2 separate regions of the Homo sapiens genome follow, and region 1 is linked to region 2. A link is an interaction called in ENCODE POLR2A ChIA-PET data of the cell type or tissue named here. Cell type or tissue: Panc1. All regions are shown on one strand.

Evidence for each region. ChIA-PET counts read pairs that join two places held together with the same protein. Peaks named below come from ENCODE experiments on the same cell type or tissue, not always from the same donor. Only the 100,000 strongest peaks of a DNase experiment are listed, where the experiment ranks them.
Region 1: POLR2A ChIA-PET joins it to region 2 with 7 read pairs; 1 of 35 experiments calls an interaction of 5 or more read pairs at or near these places.

The regions. Positions count from the first base shown.
Region 1 is chr2:233,927,789-233,930,288 of GRCh38, forward strand. The region is part of intron 2 of TRPM8 (transient receptor potential cation channel subfamily M member 8); the gene reads left to right. Among named protein-coding and RNA genes, the nearest start is that of TRPM8, 12 kb to the left of the region's middle. In Panc1, CTCF peaks have their summits at 1,009 (motif pointing left) and 1,238; no DNase peak of the experiment used is centred here; H3K27ac peaks cover 1,609 bases.
Region 2 is chr2:234,462,773-234,465,272 of GRCh38, forward strand. No RefSeq gene overlaps it. Among named protein-coding and RNA genes, the nearest start is that of LINC01891, 9.4 kb to the left of the region's middle. In Panc1, no CTCF peak of the experiment used is centred here; a DNase peak (open chromatin) is centred at 1,370; H3K4me3 peaks cover 984 bases; H3K27ac peaks cover 2,078 bases.

The DNA of each region.
Region 1 (2,500 bases), 530 kb before region 2:
TCTTTTCTTTCCTTCCTTCCTTCCTTCCTTCCTTCCTTCCTTCCTTCCTTCCTTCCTTCCTTCCTTTCTTTCTCTTTCTTTCTTTCTTTCTTTCTTTCTTTCTTTCTTTCTTTCTTTCTTTCTCTCTCTCTCTCTTTCTCTCTCTCTCTCTCTCTCTCTCTCTCTCTCTCTCTTTCTTTCTTTCTTTCTTTTTTTTTTTGAGACGGAGTCTCGCTGTATCGCCCAGGCTGGAGTGCAGTGGCGAGATCTCGGCTCACTGCAAACTCCACCTCCCAGGTTCATGCCATTCTCCTGCCTCAGCCTCCTAAGTAGCTGGGACTACAGGCTCCCGCCACTATGCCTGGCTAATTTTTTGTATTTTTAGTAGAGACGGGGTTTCACTGTGTTAGCCAGGATGGTCTCGATCTCCTGACCTCGTGAGCCGCCCACCTCGGCCTCCCAAAGTGCTGGGATCACAGGCGTGACCCACTGCGCCTGGCCGAGGCTGACTCTTTCTTGAGCCTGCCACTGTGACCTCCTGCTGGATGGGTCTCCTCTCCTCAGCCCCTGCGGGTGACCCCCTCCCAGATGCAGGCATCCCTATGGGTAGAACTGCTGAGACCATGCAAGAGCATCTCAGTTCTGGGGGGTTCCTTTTTGCCCCCTAAGCACATGCACACCTCTGCAAAGTGCATTTTCAGAGGGTTTTTTAAGCAACAAAGCAGTTTTAAAAAATCATCACCCTTCTTCCTTGATCATTGATTACACAGATTACACAGCTGTTTTCTTCCTGCCTGTTAAGTAGACTTGAAATTAGTTAAGTGGATGAAAAAATTACAAGTAAAAATGGGCATCACAGACTTTCAAAACTGTACAGGTGAGCACTGAAGCTATTTTTGCTTTCAAAATGTTTGTGTTGAAAGATACAAAGAAAAGAATGTATACAGGTGAATTTCCAGCTTAAAAAGAATATTGAAAAGAATGCTCTTGTGCCCACCACCAGCTTGAGAAATAGCATATCGCCCCCATGTGGCCGCCCCGTTGGCTTTCCTCTTTCCTGTCAGAGGTTATAACCACTATCCTGAATTTTTTGTTACCCATTCCTTGCTTTTATTTATAATTTTATGACTTGAGTATATGTATCTCTCTAAACAATACATTGTTTAGTTTTGTTCTGTTTTGAACATTCATGGAATTGTACTATGAGTATTTTTTTGTGAGTTTCTTTTCTTTTTTTTTTTATTTTTTTGCTCAAAACTGTTTTTGAGATTCATCCACGGTGAGACGTGTAACCATTGTTGATTTATTTCATGGCTATGCTGTGTCCTACTGTGTGCTTATGTTTGTTCAGCCTAAGGGGGATGGTATGTGGATTTCTGGTCTTTGCTATGAACAACAATACCACTTGTAACATTCTTAGATGTGGAAGTCATGACTAACTGGAAAATATTATTTGAGTTGAGGCTTGGTGGGTGAAGGTAAACATCCCTCTTTCATGGGGTCTGGGTTTAAGACATACGACCTATGGGGAAACTTATGTTCAAAGGATTGGGAAGATAAGGCACGTGGTCACCCTTCTCTGATACCACAGGACTTGCAGGGGCAGAAGGTGAGAAGGGAAGGGGGCACATTGTGAACTTCATTCCAGGAGAAGGGACATCCCCCTTTGCAGTGCATGGCTGGTGGTAGCCTTGCTGCAGGGCATAAGAAGTCAGGGCTGGCTCTGGTGCCAGTGGCCTGTCTTATGAGGCCAACTGTGTGTAAAGTTGTCTGAGAACTCCAGCTGCCAGTATCTGGTGACCTGTGGGAAGTGGCACTGGATTGCTGGGGAGAGGAAGTTCCTAGCAGCCCCACCTCCCCAGGGAAAGGCAGCCCTCTGAGGCTGAATATTTATCGCCAGGCAGCTTTGCCAGGCATTCTGGGTGTGCAAGTCATTCATGGGGCAATTCTGCCTTTCTCCACCAGAGACTCTTCCTCAGGGAGGTAACTTTACTGGCAATAGTGGACAATATTCAGGAACGGTTGTATCTGTTTACTGCTCTCCCCTTCGACTATGCTGGGTGTTTATTGCCTTTGATATTTTTACTAACCTGGTGGGTGTGAAATGGGATCTCACTGTGGTTTTCCTTTGCATTTGCTCATTCTGAATGAGGTTGAGCTTCCTTTCATATGTTTATGGGTTATTCTCTTTCAATGAATGCTTACTCTTGTCTTTGGCCATTTTTTTCCCATCGGATTGTCTGTCTCATTCTTACTGATGTACAGTGCTTATATATTCTGGCTATCAATCTTATGATGTTTCATACATGATGCAAATACCTTCTTCCACTTTGAGGAGTGTAGGTATTTTTAAAGGAGTTTTTCCTTTGTTTCCAAATAGTTTGCTTCTGCTAACTTAAGGGAAGCTTTTGGTTTATAAAGGCTTTTGGTTTTTTGTCAGAATTAGGTCCCAGATGTGCCTAACTACCTCTCCCATGGAGGGATAAATACATTTATGAACGGTTTTTGGAATATGTCTTCT
Region 2 (2,500 bases):
CAATGACCTGGAGAAGATGAAAGGCAGCTGCATTGCTCAAGGTGAAAAAGAGACACAGGCTAGCAGAAAGACACACAGTGAATAACACCATCAAAGGAACGGATGCATGGGAAGAGGAGAGATGGTGATGCCAGCCAGATGTGGCCGTGGGCTGGTGTTTCCTCTGGCCAGCAGTTCCAATGACACCTCCTCCTGAGGGCTTTACAGGGTGCCCAAATCGAACAATGCCATACTCTGAGCTCCTTTCATACCTCTGTCCATTTTCAGAGGCTGCACACATTACAAGGTTTTGGAATTGATTTGTTTTTCTGCCCACAGCAGCCTCCAGGCTCTCAGGGCATTGGAGCCTGTTCCTGGTACATCCTTCTACTCCAAATACCAAGTACAGTGCTTGGAACATGGTGGCAGATCTTTAAAATTGTGTTTCTTTTCTTTTTTCTTTTTTTTTTTTTTTTTGAGACTGAATCTCGCTCTGTTGCCTGGGCTGGAGTGCAGTGGCATGATCTCGGCTCACTGCAACCTCTGCCTCCTGGGTTCAAGTGATTCTCCTGCCTCAGCCTCCCGAGTAGCTGGGACTACCGGTGTGTACCACCAAGCCCAGCTAATTTTTGTATTTTTAGTAGTGACGGGGTTTCAGGCCTGATAGGGACCCTCAGAATTGTCCTGCTGCAGGGCACAGATTCCCTGTATTCCTCAACTTCCCCACCGCTCGAGGAGTTTCTCGAACTCCTGACCTCGTGGTCCGCCCGCTTTGGTCTCCCAAACTGCTGGGATTACAGGCCTGAGCCACCGCGCCTGGCCTAAAATTGTATTTCATTGAGTGAAATCTGTTCCTAAGGAATTGCTTTCCAATGAGATAGTCCGGGCAGTCCTTTCTTCAGACTCTCCCTGACCCCATCACATACGAGGCTTCCCTCTGACAATGTCTGACTTCCCCTTGCTCCTGGAAGGAGCTGAGGGAGGGACATCAATTCATTATGACACTGGCTTTTCTCAGCCTCTTGGAACCACGGGCCTACTTATGCCACCTCGGTGTTTCCCTGAGAAGATATGCTTGGGCTCAACCTGTCTGCACTCATTTCTAACTCCCTTAGGCTTCCTTGTGTTGGGTAAGGCATTCTCCATTTCGGTTGAATTTTTTAAGTTTACTACTCAAAAGTATCACTTATCAGGTCCCCAAATGGTCTAGGCAAATACGTGTTCACATTAGCCACTGTCTTCTAGGAAAAATTCTCCTAAAGTATTATTAAAAATCTGCTCCTTGATGAGTAATCACTTGCTTTCTCTTTCCCCTTCTCGTCATTGTTTACTGTGCTCCGAATGTTTGCCAAAGGCGCAGGTGGGAGCCGTTCTGCGGCACGGGAGGCTTATTATTCACGTGCATTTCCACCGTGCAGTTGAGAACTGATGATATCACAGCAGTGATATCTCTGTGGTTTCTATGAGCAGAACGGATGGAAGCGATACACCAGGCTCATCAAACCAGACCCAGGCAAATGCAGCCCTCAGGTCATCACGCGCAGCTCTCTTCTGCTGGTGTCTGCAAAGCATTCTAAGAGCCTGGCTTGAAAATGCTTAAAAGCGCAAGGTGTACGTTTTCAGAACAAAATTAATCCACCCAGTCTGCACAAACAGCTCCAAGATCTTCTGCGGTATAATTGACATATAAGTCACAATCATAAAAGTGAATCAGCCACGTCCCTGAAACACAGTCGGAGATGAGGTGCTAACTTCTTGAAGTGGCTGCATGAGTTTTCTTTGGCTGCTGTAACAAACCATCACATCAGTGGCTTAAACAACCCGAATCTATTAAAAGTCCAACGCAGGTGTCGCTGAGCTAGAATTGAGGTGTCAGCAGGCCTGTGTTCTTTCTGAAGAATGCAGGGGAGAAGCTGTTTCCTTATCTTTTCCAGCTTCTAGGAACCACCCATCTATTTTGACTCGGGGCCCCTCTTCCACCTTCAAAGCCAGCGATGGTGCCTTCCCCTGCCTTCCTTCCAGAGCCCTCTCTCCCTCTCCAGTTCTGCTGCCCTCTAATCCTTGTAGGATCCTTAAACATTGGGCCCATTTGGACAATTCAGAATAATCTCTCTGTTTTAAAGTCAATTAGTAGCTTTAATTTTATCCACAGCATCAATTTCCCTTTCCATGTAATGTAACACACACAGAGATTTTAGGGCCTGTGACAGGAACCCCTCTAGGGGGCTATTTTTCTGCAGACCAGTGGTGACCTACTTATCCAGGGATGTATCTCACTCACTGCCCAGCAGTGCTGGAGCCAGGTTGCAGGTGCCAGTTTGCCTGGAAGGTGAAGAAGGTGTTTGCATCTGGACCTGGCCTCGGCACTTGCTGGTGTGTGCCCTTGGGAAAGTCACTGTGTTAGTTTGGATTCCCAGGGTTTGGGGCACAAGGCATTTATTTTGGAAGTAATTCCAGGAAGCACTGTGAGGGTGTGGGGACATTCGTCAGGGCAGGAAGCTAAAAAGGAATAAGCTATGAG